Regions from separate parts of the Homo sapiens genome. Here region 2 is linked to region 1. Evidence: read pairs that join two places in POLR2A ChIA-PET (ENCODE). Cell type or tissue: PC-3. All regions are shown on one strand. Links, peaks and the distances in the headings refer to the core of each region. The heading gives the core; the rest is flanking DNA. Region 1 overlaps ZNF827 (zinc finger protein 827). Region 2 overlaps ZNF827 (zinc finger protein 827).

What was found. ChIA-PET counts read pairs that join two places held together with the same protein. Peaks named below come from ENCODE experiments on the same cell type or tissue, not always from the same donor. Only the 100,000 strongest peaks of a DNase experiment are listed, where the experiment ranks them.
Region 2: POLR2A ChIA-PET joins it to region 1 with 5 read pairs; 2 of 35 experiments call an interaction of 5 or more read pairs at or near these places.

The regions. Positions count from the first base shown.
Region 1 is chr4:145,742,968-145,760,068 of GRCh38, forward strand. It overlaps ZNF827 (zinc finger protein 827), which reads right to left. Exons shown (of 15, transcript NM_001306215.2): 15 at 14,660-17,101. It also overlaps a transcript of C4orf51 not described here. Among named protein-coding and RNA genes, the nearest start is that of C4orf51, 71 kb to the left of the region's middle. In PC-3, for the core only: no CTCF peak of the experiment used is centred there; no DNase peak of the experiment used is centred there.
Region 2 is chr4:145,809,019-145,814,018 of GRCh38, forward strand. The region is part of intron 8 of ZNF827 (zinc finger protein 827); the gene reads right to left. Among named protein-coding and RNA genes, the nearest start is that of ZNF827, 130 kb to the right of the region's middle. RefSeq lists an enhancer at 1-165. In PC-3, for the core only: a CTCF peak has its summit at 4,505; a DNase peak (open chromatin) is centred at 4,053; H3K27ac peaks cover 2,981 bases.

The DNA of each region.
Region 1 (17,101 bases), core at 9,516-14,515:
AGAGCTCTTTGATGGATTAACTATCCAAAGAGCAAGAGGAAGAAAAAGAAGTAGGAGAGCTAGAAGGGGACAAAGCTGACCCCAAGTTTTATAGGTTAGGTAAGTTGGAGGATAGGTGTGCCCTTACTGGAGTAAGAAATACATGGTAAGGGTCAGATTTAAGGGAGAAGATGATGACTTCAGTTTAGGACATTTGGAACATACCTCATCTCTGTCTTTTTTGCCTTTTGAGTCTTCCCTTCTGTCTTAGTCTGTTTTGTGTTGCTGTAACAAAATACCCGAGACTATATCATTTATAATAAACAGAAACTTATTTGGCTCATGGTTCTAAAGGTGGGAAAGTCTAAGATCAAGGGGCCAGCATCTTGTGAAGGCTTTCTTGCTGCATCATCCCATGGCAGAAGGTGGGAGGGCAAGAGAACACATGAGAGACAGAAGGGGAAGCGGGCTTAACTCATCTTTTTATGAAGATCCTGCTCCTGAGATAACAAAGCCATGCCTGTGATAACGGCATTAATCCATTTCTGAGGGCAAAGACCACATGAGCTAATCACCTCTTCAAGGTACTGTCTCTCAACACAGCTACATTAGGGATTAAGTTTTCAACACATGAACTTTGGGAGATTCAAACCATAGGACTTTCTTAGTGCTGCTAGAATTATCTTCCTAAAATGCAGATCTAATTCATGCCATTCGCCTCAAAATTTTTTGTTAGCTCTTACTAACTACAGAGTAGTTTAGGCATTCAGTCTCCTTGACAGGGATTTGAAGCCCTACACAAGCTGTCTTTGTTTGGTTTCATTGTAATCTTCTAGCACAACAGAATCCACCAAGCAATTTCTCACCTTCTTGCCTTTGCTCAAGCTGTTCTCTCAATCTGGAATGCCCTCCCCAATTTTTCTGTGTATGGAAATCCCACTCATTCTTTAGATTGCAGCTTGCATGCTACATCCTCCATAATGCCTCCTCCCACCACAGTTAGAATCTGTCATTCTTTATTCAATATTTTCACAGCAATTTATGTGTATTTTTCCTTGTATTATAATGCATATGCTCAAACACGCATTTCTTCTATTGGTTAGTAAACTCCTTAAAGCTGGGAAATGTATCTTATTTATTTCCATTCCTTATCAGCTGCCAACACACGATTTTCCATATATTTGTTGCTCATTAAATAATAAATGAAAAAGAGAGGGAGACATTGATCATGGTTAGCGTGGAGGGGGAATCTTGGGGGGAGAAATGGTTGGTAAGGTAGGCTGGGACTTGCTTTAGAATATGTTCAACTGGGATGGAAACTTTGGGCTCTGAAGAAAAGGGATAGGGAATAATGATGAGGGTGGCAATGGATTATGGGTAATGTGAAGGGCTTATATTTAAACAAAGGATCCTGTGATACAAAATCATTCGTGTACACATTTAGCTTCTTATCCACAGGCAGATAAACCAAATTGTTAAGTCCTTCGGCAGGAAATTATTACTCTGCCCATTTAATTGTAACCCCAACTCTTGAATATTTCACTATTGCTGCTACTATGTCTATTGTCTGATGCCATAAAGAGATGGGACCTTGGCTGGGCGCGGTGGCTCACACCTCTAATCCCAGCACTTTGGGAGGCCAAGGCGGGTGGATCACGAGGTCAGGAGATCGAGACCATCCTGGCTAACACGGTAAAACCCCGTCTCTACAAAAAATTAGCAATTCTACAAAAAAAAATTAGTAATTCTACAAAAAATTAGCCAGGTGTAGTGGCAGGCGCCTGTATTCCCAGCTACTCGGGAGGCTGAGGCAAGAGAATGGCGTGAACCCAGTGGGCGGAGCTTGCAGTGAGCCAAGATAGCGCCACTGTACTCCAGCCTGGGCAACAGATTGAAACTCTGTCTCAAAAAAAAAAAAGAGAGATGGGACCTTGACGAATAGTATGGTGATGATCTATGGTGATAATCTATTGCTATGCCCATTTATTTAATTGTAGAAAAGGTGAGCAAGGAGGTATTCATTCTGATTAATAAGATATCTTTGACCCTTAGTTTTTCTTTTCATACATTTTCATCAATCTGTTTTTATATTAAATAGAACAAAGAAAAAATGAAAAATTTTGTCTTTAAACAATTATTTTAATGGGTACATAGTAGGTATATATACTTATGGGGTAGATGAGATAATTTGATGCAGCATGCAATGCATAACAATCACGTCAGGGTAAATGGGGTATCCATCACCCAAGCATGTATCCTTTGTGTTGCAAACAATCCAATTATTCTCTTTTAGTTATTATAAAATGTACAATTAGATTATCATCGACTATAAGACACACTGTTGTGGTATCAAATACTAGGTCTTATTCATTCATTTTTTTTTTTTTTTTTGGTACCCATTAGCCATTCCCACTTCCCCCTAACCCCCTAGAACCCTTCCCAGACTCTGGTAATCATTCTTCTACTCTCCATCTCCATGAGTTCAATTGTTTTAACTTTTAGATCCCACAAATATGTAAGAACATGTCAAATTTGTCTATGTCCAGCTTATTTCACTTAACATAACAATCTCCAGTTCCATCTATGCTGTTGCAAATGATTGGATCTCATTCTTCTTTATAGCTGAATAGTACTCCATTGTGTATATTTACCACATTTTCTTTATCCTTTCATCTGTTGATGGACACTTAGGTTGCTTCCAAATCTTGGCTATTGTGAACAGTGGCGTGAGAAATATGGAAGTGCTGATACCTCTTCAATATACTGATTTCTTTTCCTTTGGGTATATACCTAGCAGTGAAATTGCTGGATCATATGGTGGCTCTATTTTTAGTTTTTTGAGGAACCTCCAAACTGTTCTCCATAGTGGTTGTACTAATTTACATTCCCACCAACAGTGTACTAGGGTTCCCTTTTCTCTACATCCTCACCAGCATTTGTTGTTGCCTGTCTTTTGGATAAAAGCCATTTTAACTTGGGCGAGATGATATCTCATTGTAGTTTTGGTTTGCATTTCTCTGATGATCAGTGATCACTTTTTCATAAACCTGTTTGCCATTTGTATGTCTTCTTTTGAGAAATATGTATTCAAATCTTTTGCCCATTTTAAAATCAGATTATTATAATTTTTTTTCTATGGAGTTGTTTGAACTCCTTATATATTCTGATTACTAATCCCTTGTCAGATGGGTAGTTTGCAAATGTTTTCTCCCATTCTGTGGGTTATCTCTTCACTTTGTTTGTTTCCTTTGGTGTGGAGAAGCTTTTAACTTGATGTGATCCCATTTGCCCATATTTGTTTTAGTTGCCTGTGCTTGTGGGGTATAACTCAAGAAATCTTTGCCCGCTCCAGTGTCTTGGAGAGTTTTCCCAATGTTTTCTTTTAGTTTCATATTTTGAGATCTTAGATACTAGTCTTTAATCCATTTTTATTTGATTTTTGTATATAGTGAGAAATAAGGGTCTAGTTTTATTCTTCTGCATATGGATATCTAGTTTTCCCAGTGCCATTTATTGTAGAGACCATCTTTCCCCCCAAGGTATGTTCTTGGCACCTTTGTCAAAATGAGCTCACTGTAGATGCCTGGACATGTTTCTGGTTCTCTATTTTGTTCCATTGGTCTGTAGGTCTGTTTTTATGCCAGTACCATGCTGTTTTGATTACTACAGCCATGTAGTGTAATTTGAAGTCACATAATGTAATTCCTCTAGTTTTGTTTTTATTGTTCAGGATAGCTTTGGCTATTCTGGGTCTTTTGTGGTTCTATATACACTTTAGAATTTTTTTTTTCTATTTCTTTGAAGAGTGCTGTTGGTATTTTGGTAAGGATTGCATTGAATCTGTACATTGCTGTGGGTAGTATGGACATTTTAACAATATTGATTCTTGCAATCCACAAACATGGAATACCTTTCTTTTTTGTGTCCTCTTCAATTTCTTGCATTAAGGTTTTATAATTTTCATTGTAGAGATCTTTCACTTCTTTGATTAATTTCTAGGTATCATTTTATTTGTAGCTATTGTAAATGGGATCCCTTTTTAAATTTCTTTTTCAGACTGTTTGCTGTTGGCATATAGAAATGCTACTGATTTTTGTACGTTGATTTTGTATTCTGCAGCTTTACTGAATTTATCAGTTCTAATAGTTTTTTGGTGGAGTCTAGGTTTTTTAAAATATAAGGTCCTATCATCTGCAAACAAGGATAATTTAACTTCTTTCTTTCCAATTTGGATGCCCTGTCTTTCTCTTGTCTGATTGCTCTAGCTATGGCTTCCAGTACTATGTTGAATAACAGTGGTAAAAGTAGGCATCTTTGTTGTGTTCCATATCTTAGAGGAAAAGCTTTCAGTTTTTCCCCATTCAGTATGATACTAGCTGTGGATCTGTCATATATGGCTCTAATTATGTTGAGGAGTATTCCTTCTGTGCCCAGTTTTTTGAGGTTTTTTTTTTTTATCATGAAGTGGTGTTGAATTTTAACAATGCTTTTTCCGCATTAATCAAAATGATCATATGGTTTTTGTCTTCTATTCTGTTGATATGATATATTACATTGATTGATTTGCATATGTTGAGCCACGTTTACATTCCTGAGATAAATCCCACTTGGTAATGATGAATAATCCTTTTAATGTGTCATTAAATTCAGTTTGCTAGTGTTTTGTTGAAGATTTTTTCATCAATATCAGTGACATTGATCTTTAGTCTCCCTTCCTCCCCGCTTCTTTCCCTCCCTCCCTCCCTTCCTTCCTTCCTTCTTTCCTTCCTTCCTTCCTCTCTCTCTTTCTCTTTTTCTTTTCCTTCCTTCCTTCCTTCCTCTCTCTTTTCCTTTTGCTTCCTTCCCTCCTTCCTTCCTTGCCACCCTCCCTCCCTCCTTCTTTCTTGTTTTTCTTTCTTTCATGCCTTTGTCTCGTTTTGGTATCAGTGTAATACTGACCTCTTAGAATGAATTTAGAAGTATCCCCTTCTCTCTGTTTCAGAATAGTTTGAGTAGGATTGGTATTACTTCTTAAATGTTTGGTAGAATTCAGCAGTGAAGCCATCATGTCTCAGGCTTTTTTTTGCTGTGGGACTTTTTATTACCACTTTGATCTCGTTACATGTTACTAGTCAAATAACATTCAAGTTATTGGTTCAAGTAACTGGGTTTCTACATGGTTCAATCTTGATAGGTTGTATGCATCTAGAACTTTATCCATTTCTTCTGGATTTTCCAATTTACGGGTATCTAGTTGCTCATAATAGCAACTAATGAGCCTTTGAATTTCTGCAGTATTAGTAGTAATGTTTCCTTTTTCAACTCTGCTTTTATTTATTTGGATCACCTCTCTTTTTTTCTTAGCTAGTCTGGTTAAAGGTTTGTCAAATTTGTTTAGCTTTTCAGAAAACCAACTTTTAATTTCATTGATCTTTTGTATTGTTTTCTTCATTTCAATTTCATGTATTTCTGCTCTAATCCTTATTTCTTTTCTTCTTCAAATTTTGGGTTTAGTTTGCTCTTGCTTTTGTAGTTCTTTAATATACATCATTTGGTTATTTACTTGAAGTTTTTCTTCTTTTTTGATGCAGGCACTTATAGTTATAAACTTCCCTGCTTTTGCTGTATCCCATAGGTTTTGGTATGATGTGTTCCAATTATCATTTGTTTCAAGACATTTTTCAACGTTCTTCTTAATTTCTTCATTGACGCACCGACCATTCAGAAACATATTGTTTGATTTCTATGTATTTGTATAGTTTCCAAAATTCCTCATTATTGATTTCTAGTTTTATTCCAATGTGGTTAGAGGAGATGCTTGATTTTATTTAAATTTATATGTGTTTGTTTCATGAACTAACATATGGTCTATCCTTCAGAATGATTCATGTACTGAGGAGAAGAATGTGTTTTCTATAGCCATTGGATATAATGTTCTATAAATATCGATTAGGTCCATTTGGTCAATAGTGCAGATTAAGTTCAATGTTTAGTTGTTAATTTTCTGTCTGGAAGATATATCCAACGCTGAAGGTGGGATGTTGAAGTCTCCAGCTATTATTGTATTGGGGTCGATGTCTCTCTTTAGCTCTAATAATATTTGCATTATATACCTGGATGCTCCAATGTGTGTGTGTGTGTATATATATATATATATATATGTATATATATTTCAAATTGTTATATCCTCTTGCTGAATTGACCCCTTTATCATTATATAGTGACCCTCTTTGTCTCTTCTTATAATTTTTGAAAACTATTTTGTCTGATATAATTATAATTACTCCTGCTCTTTTTTGGTTTTCATTAGCATGAAATATCTTTTTCCACCCTTTATTTTCAGTCTATGCTTGTCTTCATAGGTGAAGTGTATTTCTTGCAGGCAACAGATCATTGGGTCTTGTTTTTTCATTTGTCTGTTTTAAAATCTATTCAGCTGCTCTATGTCTTTTAATCGGAAAGCTTAGTCCATTTACATTCAGTGTTATTATAGACAAGTGAGGATTTATTCCTGTCATTTTGTTGTTTGTTTTCTGGTTGTTTTGTGGTCTTCCTTCTTTTTTTTTCATTCCTGTCTTCGTTTTAGTGAAGGTGATTTTTCACTGGTGATATGATTTAGTTTCTTACTTTTTATTTTTTGTGTATCTGTTATATGTTTTTTGGTTTGAAGTTACTATGAGATTTGTAAATACTATCTTATCACCCATTTTTTTATTTTTATTTTTTTGAGACAGAGTCTCACTCTGTTGCCCAGGCTGGAGTGCAGTGGTGCAATCTCGCTCACTGCAACCTCCAACTCCCGGGTTCACACCATTCTCCTGCCTCAGCCTCCCGAGTAGCTGGAACTACAGGTGTCCACCACCACACCCAGCTAATTTTTTGTTATTTTTAGTAGAGACGGGGTTTCACTGTGTTAGCCAGGATGGTCTCGATCTCCTGACCTCATGATCTGCCCGCCTCGGCCTCCCAAAGTGCTGGGATTACAGACATGAGCCACCGTGCCCGTCCATCACCCATTATTTTAAACTGGTAACAACTTAACACTGTTAGCCTAAAAAATCAAACAAGCAAACAGAAAACTAATAAAGACTCTACACTTTACCTTCATCTCCCACTTTTTAACTTTTTGTTGTTTCTATTTATCTTCTATATTATCTATGTCTTGAAAAGTTGTTGTAGTTATTATTTTTAATTGGTTCATCTTTTAGTCTATTTAATATGAGAATAGTTTACATATCAGTTACAGAGTTATAATATGCTGTTTTTTTTCTGTGTATTTACATTACCAGTGAGTTTTGTACCTTCAGATGATTTTTTTTATTGCTCATTAACATCCTTTTTTTCCTGATTAAAGAACTCCCTTTAGCATTTCTTGTAGGACAGTTCCATTGTTGATAAAGTCCCTCAGCTTTTTTCTGGGAAAAATCTTTATTTCTCCTTCATGTTTGAAGGATATTTTCACCAGATACACTATTCTAGGGTAAAAGTTTTTTTTTTTTTTTTTTTTTTCCTTTAGCTCTTTAAATATGTCATGCCACTCTCTCTTGGGCTGTAAGGTTTCCACTGAAAAGTCTGCTGCCAAACATATTGGAGCTCCATTGTATGTTACTTGTTTCTTTTCTCTTGCTGCTTTTAGGATCCATTCTTTATCTTTGACCTTTGGGAGTTTGATTTTTAAATGCGTTGAGGTAGTCTTCTTTGGATTAAGTTCACTTGGTGTTCTATAACCTTCTTGTACTTGAATGTTGGTATCTTTCTCTAGGTTTGGGAAGTTCTGTGTTATTTTCCCTTTGAATAAACTTTCTACCCCTATCTATTTCTCTACTTCTTCTTTAAGGCCAATAACTCTTAGATTTGCCCTTGTGAGGCTTTTTTTCTAGATCTTGTAGGAATGTTTAATTCTTTTTAATTCTTTTTTATTTTATCTCCTCTGACTATGTATTTTCAAATACCCTGTCTTCAAGGTCAACAATTCCTTCTGCTTGATCAATTCTGCTGTTAAGAGATTCCGTTGCATTCTTTAGTATGTCAATCACATTTTTCAGCTCCAGAATTTCTGCTTGATTCTTTTTATTTCCATCTTTGCTAAATTTGTCTGACAGAATTCTGATTTCCTTCTCTGTGTTATCTTGAATTTCTCTGAGTTTCCTCAAAACAACTATGTTGAATTCTTTGCCTTCAAGGTCACTTATCTCTGTTGCTCCAGGATTGATCTTGGTGCCTTACTTAGTTCATTTGGTGCGGTCATGTTTTCCTGGATGATCTTGATGCTTGAGGATGTTCAACAATGTCTAGGCATTGAAGAGTTAGGTATTTATTTTAGTCTTTGTAGTCTGGGCTTGTTTGTACCTATCCTTCTTTGAAAGGCTTTCCAATTCTTTGAAGGGACTTGAGTGTTGTGATCTAATTTGTATCTGCATTACGGGACTCCTCCAGCCCAATAATGCTATGGTTCTTGCAGGAGGTAGAGGTACCGCCTTGGTGATCTTGGATAAGATCCAGAAGAATTCTCTGGATTACCAGGTAAATACTTTTGTCTTCTTCCCTTACTTTCTCCCAAACAGAGTCTCTGTGTGTGTTCTGAGCTGCCTGGAACTGGGGATAGAGTGACATAAGCAACCCATCGCACTACCACTGGGACTACACTGGGTCAGACCTGAAGCCAGCACAGCACTGGGTCTTGCCAAAGGCCTACTGTAACTACTGCCTGGCTCTACTTATGTACTTATGTTTGCTCAGGGCCCTAGGGCTGTACGATCATCAAGTGAAGCTAGCCAGGCTTATGTCCTTCCTTTCAGGTCAGTGAGTTCCCCCAGGACCCAGGCAGGCCCAGAGATGCTCTTCAGGAGTCAGGGCCTGGAGTCAAAAACTTTAGAAATCTGCCTCATGCTCTCTTCTACTGTGGCTAAGCTGGTGCTCAAGCCACAAAACAAAGTCCTTCCCACTTTTCCTTTCCCTTTGCACAGGCAGGGGTGCCTCTCTCCATAGCCACCACTACCATCACGTGCCCACAATATGGTGGGTACCGCCAGGTGACTGCTGATGTTCCCTTAAGGCCCAAGGGCTCTTCAGTCAGCTTGTGGTGAATGCTGCCTGGCCTGGGACTCACCTGTCAGGGCAGTGGGCTCCCCTTTGGCCCAGGGCAGGTCCAGAAATGCTGTCCATGAGCCAATGTCTAGAATCAGGAACCTCAAGAGCCTGCTTGGTGCTCTACCCCACTGTGGTCAAGCTGGTACCTAAGGTTCAAGACAAAGTCCCCTTTTGTTTTTCCCTCTGCTTATCTCAAGCAGAAGGAATCTCTCACAGTAGGCACCACAGCTCAGAATGTTCTGGGTCTTATCTGAAGCCAGCAAATCTCAGTCTCACCCAAAGTTCTTGATGTACTATCTGGGTATCGCTGCTGGTTATGCAGGACCCAAGGGATCTTTAGTCAGCAGGTGATGAATGTTGCCAGGAATGGCTCCCTCTCTTCAAGGCAGCAATTTCTTTCTGGCCCAGGATGTGTCTAGAAACGTCCGTGAGCTAGGGCCTGGAATCGGCGCCTTATGACTCTGCCCAGTGCCCTGTGCTACTGTGGCTGAACTGTTATCCAAGTTACAAGACAAAGCCCTCATTTCTCTTCCCTTTTCTCTGCTCAAATGGAAGGAAGTGGTCCATTTTGGAGCTGTAAGCTGTACTGCCTGGGGTTGGTGGAGGGTTGGCATGGGCACTCCCTTAGCTGCCCTGGCTGGTGTCTCAGTAGGTCGTATACCCTCTAAGTTCACTGGTTTCAAGTCCAGCACAGCACTAAGACTTGCCATTCTTGTGGCCTAAGCTGCCTTTTGAGTTTATTTAGGATTTCTGAGCGCTTTAGCTCACAATGGTGTGTCTTGCCTGAACTCAAGTTCCGACCACTTGGATAGGCAATTCCCCTCTGGCTAGGGCTGTTCTAAATGCTGCCAGCATGAGTGGGCATCTGTTGAGTTCAGCCTAGTTTTGTTTTCCACTGTAACAAGGCAGCACTGAGGTCAGTGCAGGGTCCCACAATCGCTGTGCTCTCACTCCCCCAAGTACACAGATCCTGCGTGCCACGTGGCCGCTGCTGGGGGCTGGGGAGGGATGGTCTTGGCAATTTAAGACTGTCTTTTCTACCCTCTTCAGTGCCTTTTTCAGTAATATGAAGTTAAAACCAGGTGCTGTGATTGCTCACCTGATTTTTGGTCTTTATGAAGGTTTTGTGTGTGTGTGTGTGTGTGTGTGTGTGTGTGTGTGTGTAGTTGTTAAATTTGGTGTTTCTGGTGGGGGAAAAAGAGGACGATTGGTGAATGCTTCTATTCGACCAGCTTGCTCCACCCTTGAAAAATATTGTCTTTTAATATGAATCCTAGAATAATAAAATTGATGACCTTCCTTCTGGGTGGTCCCACACATACATATTTATTATGTTTCTATCTTTATTATGTATGTACCTATGCATTCTTTATATATACATTCTATGTATCCATGTGGCCATCCTATCCATCAGTCCATCTTTATCCCAATCTTCCATTAATAATACAACTGCTAGTTGTGTGTCAAAGATGGGAAGAAACAGAGAAAACCCCTATGCTGAATATTTTAATTTTCAATTATCTGTTATGAGTGCACCTACTCCTTGTCCAGCCCCATATTCCTGGGGGAGTTATATGCACAGAGAAGATGTCAGACAAATGTAATCTTTTTATTCCTAGTTGGAGTATGGCTCACAACCCCTTTCATGGTGAGTTTGGACCTAAGAGAGCCACTGGGATGCCTTTTGCTTGGGCTTGAGGCTGCCTGCAGAGGCCTGGGTGGTAACTTGTCCCTATCAGCCCTGTTTTGGCTCTCATATGGCTTTCCTAGGTCAAAGAGGCTATGGTGGAAGGCAGTGCACAACCCTCTCCAGTGGCTTCTCCCTAAAAAGTCCTAGAAGAGCTACATCCCATCAGAGAAATAACACACCCCCAATATGGGAGGACTCTAAAGAGGCCCTGCTACATGAATGAGAAGGCTTTGCCTGCCTCTTAATGTGCCAACTCCTCCATTTCTTAGCATCATGACACAGTGCTGTCCTTGGCTCTGCCCAAGACCATCAGTCCTTCTCAAGAGTAGGGGGCCAGGAGTGGAGGGGAAGTGCGCTGAGTTAACCCAGCAGGGTGGATGGGTAACCAACATTGACCTGGAGGCTAAAGACATGGCAACATTCACACCAAATATGATCATTGTATTGGATACCACTTGTTCCCCATCTCACAGACTCACCTTATTCTACCTTTTGTTGTAGCAACCAGCTCGGGTCAGATGTCATTGACAGGACCTCCTCTTGGCTTCACCAAGTCGCTCTTGCTGCCTGCCCAGGGCTTCTTTGCCACCTCAATATTTAGTGTATTCTTTCATTATGTTAAAACTAAATAAAATGTTTCATTATACCTGCTATAAGAAACCATTTACTCTTCTACAGAAAACATATGAAAAGTGGTTGTCAGAGCTCAGTGGTCACAGTGGCACTGGTGACTTTGAGGAGGCTGGAAGCAATTGGGATGGGAAATGGAGGGAGCAGAGTTGGAGAGATGAAAGTGGGCAGGGCAAAGCCTCTCTATCCATCTGGCAAACCCCTAACTCATCAAACCAGATCAAACAGTTCAGTAAAATATGTTTAAGCCACCCTCAAGACGACTGCAGGCATTCCAAGCATGGAGAGTTAGCTCTAACCAGACAAGGAAAACTTTAAGCCGGGCGCAGTGGCTCGCGCCTGTAATCCCAGCACTTTAGGAGGCCAAGGCAGGAGTATCACTTGAGGTCAGGAGTTCAAGACTGGCCTGGCCAACATGGTGAAACTGCGTCTCTACTAAAAAATATAAAAATTAGCTGGATATGGTGGCATGCATCTGTAATCCCAGCTACTCGGGAGGCTGAGGCAGGAGAATTGCTTGAACCTGGGAGGTGGAGGTTGCAGTGAGCCGAGATCATGCCACTGTACTCCAGCCTGGGAAACAGAATTGAGACTCTGTTTCAAGAAAGAAAAAAGAAGAGAAAAACTTTAGATCTCCCAACCTTTGAAGTGAGCAGAAAAATCTTTTTAGTCATTCTTTTCCCTTCACTGAGCCTGTTGTGACTTGAAAATATTGAGGTGCCATTTTTGCTGTAACTGCCTTACAAGGATTCTGCCTTGCAACCATCTCTTTCAAAAGGCTGACTTTTTCTTGTTTACAACAAGTTGTAGAATCATAGTTGATTATATGTTATATTAGAGTGGGAAGGGGCCTTAGAGATCATTTAGTTCAGCGCCTCTTTTCATAAGATGCTTAACGGTATGTCTTAATCACAGCCCTAGTTTGTGTCTGAGCCAGGTTTGTAACTCAGGTAGCCTGACTCCAAGTAATCCAAATTTTCTCACTATACAGGGTAAAAAACCACCTATAAAGAATTGTGTAGGGGGAAATGATTTTGAAGTGTGAATTGAAGCAGATTCTCTGCTCCAGGTTTATAATTCTACTGAAAACCAAGAACTAATGAACTAATACTTAGCTGTATGAGAAAGGAATTCCAGGGGAATATAGCAATTGGTTTTTCTTTTCCCTTTTGCACCTCCTATCAGTGTGAGCAGGATCTGAATTTTCCTGTTTTACAGATTCAACTACAAAGAAAGAATTATGAACAGAAACTCTACTACTTCATAAAGAAGAAGAGGCCTTGATTAAGAAATAACCCTTCAGATGTTGTACAGGGAAAAACGGGGTGCCCCAATTTCTGGGAGTCACCCCACTTCACTTACCCTGGGGCCTGTTTTACAGGCATTTGCCTGCTTAGTTAATTGTAGTTATTCCCAAAATAAACCCCATTTTGTGTGGGACTCTTCTATTCTGAGGGAATGATGTAAGCAAGAATATTGGCTGGAGTATCTTGAATATCTGTGATAGATGGCTCCTTAGAATGAATCTTAAATCTCCAAGGGACTCCTTTTATCTTGTGATTTTGCTCACAGGTTCTAAGCTGCTGCTGGGAAGGGTTCCAGTTCTATATTCTCTGTCTTCTGGAAGCACTGATGAAATCACTCAGCTGCTACCCGCTTCCATCTCTCACTAAGCACCTCTTGGCTCTCCTTCGTCCCCACAGACTGAAGGCATGGAGGTGACTAATGAGATGTGTCTTCCCCTTCAAATTGTTCACAAGCCCCACATGACCTTTGGCAGGCAGGGGTTCTACTGTGGTGTTTCTGACTGTGGATAAGGGGACATATGTGCTCACCATGGTTTGCTATTTCTCCTTGCTCTCCTGTGACCGGTGCGGCAGCTCAGTTAAATGGTCAGGCATGGTTCATTGGTGGCCCCCAAACAATCCATCAGCAGTGGACACATTATAGAAAACATGGCTTTGAGTCTTAGCTTAAACTATATTTATGTAGCATGACAGTAGGAGAAATATCTAATTGTGCTTGGATTAAAATTCAATCAAAGGCCTCATGACTGGCTTGGAGATGCCGGGGTCCACACACCATGTTTTCCAGAGAAGTCAAGATGAGAGAGGATGTGGTCTGTTCTGTCATGAACAGTTCTGTTTCCAGACCATTTCTCAAAGTCACTGAAGGCCCATTTCTGGGGAAATGATTACTAAACTGATGATTATTTTCTTTGTATTGCTGGCTATTCTCAACTTCAGGGAAAATGTAAGGTAGCTGTGGAGTTTAAGGAAAAAAGAATGTGTACACAAAATGAGAAGCCACACCTGCCTGTAGCACTAGCAAAAATCAAAGAAGTCTGCCTTATTTTAACATTTTCAATAAACACCAGCCACCTCAACACAAAATTAGTATTTGAATCAAATTAACGTATTTGACTCAATCACCTAAAAAATAGCTATTGGATGAAAAAATAAAAGAGAAAATAGTGTCTAATTAGTGACTGGCCATTTTCAAAGTGGCTTCTCCTACATTATCTCATTTTTAAAAAAGTAAATTTGATCTTTTTAAATGTTAGAGTGAAGTGGTTCACAATTGCTTGAAATAAGCAAAGGACATTATATTTATAAGCATGCAAATTACAAACCAGGCAAAACAGTCTCTTCTGCTGCTTTATATATTTTTGTCAACCATCATAGATTCATGGAAAGGTCTCAAATAGATAGAACAAAATGGATTTTAAAAAATTGTTTGAACTTAGCGTGTTTTTCATTTCTTTCTCTCTCTGTCTTTGGTCTCAGTTTCTTTCTCTGGTACCTTCCCTTGAAAGGTGAACTATTATTACTTGCATTTGGATAGATTATTATTTAGTTTGCAAAACATACCATTTTTCCACTCATTAAAATCTCATAGTTGCCCAACTTCATTAAGATAAATGGAATTATTCATCTGTTTTCCCCCCTTTGGCTATGGGGTCAATGAAATGATGTTAAGCAGGAGAGGATAGGGCTGGCAAACACTTTTAAATGTCACTAAGTAATTTCAGGAAGGAGCTGGCCTGCCACTGTCCTGAATGATGGATATGCTCTCAACCTTAATGGCCATTAATGATGTACATAATAACAGTTTGCATTATAACCATCGCTGTTCAACACTTGAATTTTGTGACAGTTATAACCAGGAGTGGACACTTCTGAAATCTGATTAAAATACACAGAGAAGTAAAAAACAGAACAAAGCAAGACATAACCCTGAGACCAACAAGCAGCCAAGGATGGCAAACCAAAAAAGAAAAAGAAACAAGAGTATAGCCAACCTTTTTTTTTTTTTAATTAGAGTATATTATACTTTCAAACTGGATACACTAGAAATTGGCAATGCAACATAAGATGCAAAGGAATATACCAGTTACTGTCAAAATGACCCTGTACAGCCTCGTAATGCAAAAAGCTTTATACAATACAAATTTTCAGTAATGTACACAAACCTTGACAGTATGATCATCTGAACATAATATGAAGAGTTAAAAAAAGGATAGAAGAAAGAAAGTGCTGAGAACCCTAACTGCATTACTATATGGAAAAATAAGCTAGTTTTCATTGAAGAATGCATAGTGACAACAATTGAAGTTAGTTGGTAGGTGAATTTCTCAAAGATGTTAGTGTTTTATACGGAAAGGATATCTATGGAATACATCCTTCCCTGAGTATCAAACTGCAAACCAAATTCAGGGGTACATATTTTCTAGGGTGGAGTCTGAAAAATGCTGTAGATTTTTTTCTTTATTAATAACAATAATAATATAAAAAGTCAAACAAACTCCAAACACACCTTTTCTCACTCAGAAAACTTTTATAATTTACCAGAAAGATTGATGACTCTTTCCAAAGTGCTAAAAAAGTTGCCCAATTATATTAAGCATTACTAAGTCATTCAAATACAAGTTCAGTGGCAAGCAGTGAAATGCATGGCATTTGAGCAGTAAACGTCTCCTTCCTTCACCTCCTCTCGTTCTTGAAAGTTTCAACCCTAGACCTCCTATTGCACAAGTGGCATGCTGTAAAACCTATAGTCTGAATTGTCAGGGCCACCCTTTCAGGTTTTTAACCTGCTGGTGCTTAAGTGTGATTCGCCTTTTCTACCAGCCTCTGTGGGACTACTTTAGCCCTCTTTCCTGTCATCACTGAACTTGTAGTTTTGAAAACACATTATTAGCCAAGTGGCACATTCTCCATTATATGGGGATAAAGACATGACTTGAAAACAAAACAAAACAAAACAAAAAACCAACCCACCCATAAGCCCAGTATTCTTGGAGTGTATTGTCCATAACTATCTATAGTGTCTTTTACTGAGACATTGACGTGGCGAGGTTGAACATCGTTTCAAACCTGGCCAAGAGCAAAGGTCTCTGCTGGAGAATGACTGAGGGTTTGGGAGCTTCCCGCTCCCTGTGGGCATCTCCTTAGTGTAAACAGGTTTGCCAGGGCACCAAGTAGGCTCCCCATCCATGGCGGGATGACTGGCAAAGGGAGGTGTAGCACACCTACTAGGTGTGGGGAAGAGGGGCTGGCGTGGAGGGGACTGAGGAGACCATGGTGTGGACAGACAGTACAGTCTTCTGGCTTCCTGTAGAACTGTACTAATTTCCAGGGAGCTTTCAGCAAAGCAAACTGACTAGAGGAAGAACATTAGGGATGCTTTTATTTTCCCCTGGTGAAACAGATTTTAAAAAACCCCAACTCTTAGGATAACACATGATGGAAAACAGCAACACAGTAAGAAAATGTTCCTCCTGTACACCAGTTCTCCAATAGATAAATAATATATAAACTTTTATATTCCAAACTTCCCATTATTATACAAAGAACATTTCTTCCTGCTCTTTCAGCCTGTTTCATACTGGAAATTCTGTTGTTTTAAAAATACAAGCAATGAACATATTCAGCCAAAGATTTTTTTCCTTTTTTCTTTTTAAATCACCCATTACTTTTTAAGATTAGCAAAGAGCTTTACAACCAACCCACACCTGCTTCCTGCTGCAATAAAGTGCTGCACATAAATTGCCATTTTAATGACCACAAAATAAGAGCTTTTAAATAAGTATAAAGTTAGCCTCCTAGCAGGTTACATCTACCAGGCGTTAACAAAATGGAATACAGAATTACTAATAACATGGAGGATACCACGATTAGCCAGAAGATCGGCAAAACACAATGGAAACTTGTCAGGGGCATAAACTGAACCATAGGACTAAACAGCACCTTTTTGTTGCGTCATTATATGTCAAAGAGGTTGTGGCTAAATCTTCAAACATACAGTCTACTCATTCCATAAAAAAGGTACATTTTCTTCCTTTTATTTTACTTTTTTTTTTTCAGATGAGAAACAAAAACTAGTGCAAGACCATAGCACTGTGCAAAACTGCCATTTCTTTTTTTTAGTCTGAGCATTTATACCCAGAATTTATCCAAACCCCTTTTAATCTCCTTGGCTGGATTTATCAACCATAAATTTTTTCACCCATACATTTCTTTTTCCTGCAAACAAATGGTAACCACTGAATTAATACATCTCATATATATATATAATCTGCCCTTAAAAAATGATGCACTGTGTGTGTGCACCGTACACATTTGTCTACGTGTGGGCACACACACAAAACACACTTAAGTTCTGTGATGTTAGCTGCAGTGCTGCGAGATATTTCTTCCAGATCAGTCACTTGATTCCTCGCCTCTTCATCAC
Region 2 (5,000 bases), core at 1-5,000, 57 kb after region 1:
TTGAACTCCTGGCCTCAAACAATCCTCCTGCCTTGGCTTCCCAAAGCATTGGGATTACAAGTGTGAGCCACTGTGCCCAGCCTAGCGTCATATTTAAATGTGGTTCTGCCAAAGTGGATTTTGTCCAAAGCTCCAGGAATATCCTCATGATAGAAACTTCCAGAGAGAGTTGGTGTCAAGCATTCAGTATGAGAATAGTATGAAAAGATATTTTCTCCTTTGTTCAAAATGAAACTAACTTATTGGTGTTTTCTGATTGAAACCACCTTTGCAAAGATGATGACAGTGAGAGAAGTCCAGCATGGCTGACTCCATTCTTGCTTCTGGCCTCACAGACTGGCTGCCTTTGCTTTTTCCTGGGCCTAGGGCAGGCTAACCATGGGGAGAATTTAGTTTATAATTTAACTTTGAAACAATGATGATAATAGTCCCTCCCTAAAACTAATGCCCTTCTGGCTCACAGACTGAAAACTAATAAAAGTCCACAAGACTAGGATTATGAGAAGGGTCTGAATTCTAAAATGAAGGTGTAGTTTCTATAATCCCTTACTGCTCAGGAGTCACGTGGCCAGAGGTCACAAGATGTGTCTTCCCCAGTTGCTTCTATAGATAACATCACTATTGTAGCATCTAAGATTGGTCTTTTGAGATGTTTTTCAGACAGCATTCTGGCAACTGACTGACCCCACCCAGACCCATGACTCAACCAGTCCTGTGGCCCCCATCCAGAGGTGGACTCAGCACATGAGGACCATTTTCTATACCCCTATGATTTCATCTCCAACCAATCAGCAGCACCCATTCCCTAGCCCCCTGCCCACCAAATTATCCATAAAAAACCTGGGCTCTGAGTTCCTGGGGAGACTCATCTGAGTGATAACTCCAGTCCTCCTGCTAGGCTGCCCTGCATTAATTAAACTCTTTACTGCAATAACAGGGTCTCAGTGAATTGGTTTTGTCTGTGCAGCAGGCAGGAAGGACCCATCAGGCAATTACATGATTATGAAAGTAACATATACTTCTTATAAAAATGGAAATTCATAAAATATAAGTATAAATTACTTGACATGCCAACTAAACTGAGGAAAAGCTAACATTTCTAGATTTATTCTTTCTGCTCTTTTTTTCCTGCATGCCCACCGTTTTACAAATCATGGAATCATACCATTCATGTGGATTTGTAACCTGCTTTATAGTTTCACAAACTGTATGAAAAACTCATTTAACTCTGGCTTCTGGTTAGGGGAGCTTACTGAAGGAAGACGGCTAGGAATTATTGCTTTATATTTTTAGCAGTTTACTTGATCTAGAGATTATTCATTATGGCTCCAAATTATTATATGAGTAAAGGCCAATTCTAAAAAAAAAAAGTGACTTGAACACAATGGTTTCCCACTTTACTTTTTTAACTTTTAGAAATTATAAGTGTAATGTAAATTGATGAAAAAAATAGAACAAAGGATATAAACTCAAAAATAAAAGAATGCCTCTCACTACTGTCCCCTTCTCCCAATCCCTGTCCTTTCCACTTGTCAGTGGTAATCACCAGTCACAGTTTAAGAAATTATCCATGCATATACAAGCTATTATGTACACATAAATGTACTGCCTCTTTTTTAAAACATAATGGGATCATGTCACGCATGTTGTCAGCAGCCAGTGTTTCCTTTTTTTATCTAACAATATGTCTTGGGCATTTTTTCAAAGAGATTCCTACAGATCTCCTTCATTCTTTTTTAATGGCTGTGGAGTTTCCCACTGAATATTCATGGTTTATTGAAAATGGTTTCCTACCTATGTGCATTTAGTTTGTTTTCAGGTCTTTATGCTGCAAAGTGTATTTTTGTCCATATCCCTTAAAGTTACTTGTTCAAGTCTATTTGTAGATTAAATTCCTAGAACGAGACATTGACGTCCAGCTCACAAACTAACATGGAGTGTTATACTTCTCTGCAACCAAGAGAACTCATTTCGCTTTTTTTTTTTTTTTTGAGTCAGGGTTTCACTCTGTTGCCCAGGCTGGAGTGCAGTGGCACAATCCTGGCTCACTGCAACCTCCGCCTCCTGGGTTCAAGTGATTCTCGTACCTCAGCCTCCTGAGTAGCTGGGATTACAGGCATGCACCACCATGCCTGGCTAATTTTTGTTTGTTTGTTTTGTAGAGACGGGGTTTCACCATGTTGGTCAGGCTAGTCTCAAACTCCTGGCCTCAAATGTTTGGCCTGCCTCGCCTCCCAAAGTGCCAGGATTATACGTGAGCCACTGCGCCTGGCCCCTCATTTCTGGTTTATATTTTTAATAGAGTATTTCATGTAAGTATTACATTATGTAAGCCTCACCATGGCTCACAGTAGACACAGAGAAGGAGATTGGGAGATGGAATGCAAAAGCACTTGAGAGTGTAGGAAGCTAAGGACAGAAATGGCTATGTACATGTGGTGATTTCCAAATGTAAGGTCTGTCTCTGTTGTTTCTCGTAGGGGTGAGGAGGTCTACAACTAGGGAGGTGTGCAGCTTGACAGCTGTAGAATGTTGTTTCTCTCTTCATGTGCAAGACCTTGGAAGTGCCAGGAGATTTGTGGGACATGTTTCCCAAGCAAGAGGGAAAAACCACGCACAATTTTTTAATCATTTAAAAGAAATACAGATATATCCTTTTCATGGGCTGCCCAAACTCCTTAGTGATTTAGGCCTGAATTTAAATCTGTCTCATACACAGTTTACCATAAGTATTGATGAGAGACTCCAATGTGAACTTTTGCCTGATTGGGATCAAAATATAAAACTGGCCATCGCTAAAATAATTTATACTTGAAAAGAAGCTCATTTGATAAAAAAGGTTCTTTAAAACATCTGTTAGCTCAGAGATGGGAAAAAAATTCTACTTGAACTAACTCCAAGCTTTTTTTTTTCTGAGACGGACTCTCACTCTGTCACCCAGGCTGGAGTGCAGTGGCACAGTCTGAGCTCACTGCAACCTCCACCTCCTGGGTTCAAGCGATTCTCCTGCCTCAGCCTCCCAGGTAGTTGGGACTACAGGTGTGTGCCACTGCACCTGGTTACTTTTTGCATTTTTTTTTTTTTTTTAGTAGAGACAGGATCCCACCATGTTGGTCAGGCTGGTCTTTAAACCCTGACCTCAGGTGATCCGCCTGCCTTGGCCTCCCAAAGTACTGGAATTACAGGCGTGAGCCACTGCACCAGACCAACTCCAAGCTTTTTAATATGAGACTAATGACAGAGGGAATTTTTATGACTGGGAGATTTATTATCACATGAGAAAATCAGTCTTCAGTTTTCATGTTGAGTATTGGACTCTCACATCAAACCATCTAAAGTCTTCTTGTGCCTCCATCTCCCACTCTCTGCTTCCAGAAATGCCTTAACGTTTCTTTAGTGGTTGGCAATCAGCTCGGCATCTAAGGTGAAAAAACGAATATAGCCCTGCAGTCTTTCTACTGTCAAGGTAAACCATTTTATATTTATTTATTTATTTATTTATTTATTTATTTATTTATTTATTTTTTGAGATGGTGTCTCGCTCTGTCACCCAGGCTGGAGTGCAGTGGCGTGATCTAGGCTCACTGCAGCCTCTGCCGCCTGGGTTCAAGAGATTTTCCTGTCTCAGCCTCCTGGGTAGGTGGGACTACAGGCGCACGCCAACACGCCCAGCTAACTTTTGTATTTTTAGTGGAGATGGGGTTTCACTGCATTGGTCAGGCTGGTCTCAAACTCCTGACCTCAGGTGATCCATCCTCCTCGGCCTCCCAAAGTGCTCGGATTACAGGTGTGAGCCACCACGCCTGACCTAAACCATTTTATTCTAAAAGGAGAGTTACTTCATGGGACAGTCGTCCCCTCCTCTGTGGTTTTGCTTTCTAAGATTTCCATTACCCACGGTCAACTGCGGTGTGAAAATATTAAATGGAAAATTCCACAAATAAACATTTCATAAGTTAAAAAAAATTGCGTGTTGTTCTAAGTTGATGAAATCTCTTGCCATCCCATTCTGTCCTACCTGGGACGTGAGTCACCCCTTTGTCCGGCATTCCATTAAACGCCCATTAGTCACTGACATCCTCTGCTCCTGACATCTATCAACATTATCATGGCTCCACGATCCAGGATCACCAAAAGCAGATGATCCTTCTTCTGACACAGTGTCAGAAGGTCAGTAGCAGCCTCACAGTACGTCACAGCAGCTGTCATTCACCTCACTTCATCTCATCATGTAGACATTTCATCATCTCACATCAGCACGGGAAGAGTGAGTATAGTGCAAGAAGATCTTTTGAGAGAAGGACCACATTCACATAACTTTTATTATAGTATGTTGTTATTAAATTGTTCTATTTCATTATTATTGTTAATCTCTTGCTGTGCCTAATTTATAAATTAAACTTTATCATAGGTATGTGTGTATAAGAAAAAACATAGTATTTCCAGGGTTTGGTACCATCTGTGTTTTCAGGCCTCCACTAGGGGTCCGGGAATGTATCCCCTGAGGATGAGTGGGGACTAATGCAGTGTGAGCACCGCATTAGGTAGAGACCAATTCTATTTATAAAAGGCTTTATTGTACATTTTATTTTTGCAAGTGGATCCATTTTAACCTGTGGCAAAAACAGACCCGTATTATAATCAGTCTTACGAGTGCATGTGCATCAGTCAAAGTTTAGATTTTATCCTGATGACAACAGGAAGCCCCCCTTGCCGGCAGTGGCCTGATGAGATCTGCAGTCTAGAAAGATAGTCGGACTGCAGGATGGACAGCAGGGATTTGAGGGGGTGACACTGGAGACAGGAAGACCAGCCAGAGGCCACTGTAATCCAGAGAACTAGTGATGAAGACTAGAATAAAAGTTACTGCAGTTAGGGTTAGGAGAGATCTAGGAGGAGGGATCGATGTAGAAGGACATGGTAACTGAATGGAAGTGGAGGGTGAAGAAGAGGTAATAATGAAAGATGGTGCAGCAGATAGTGTTGTTCCTCATGTCCCT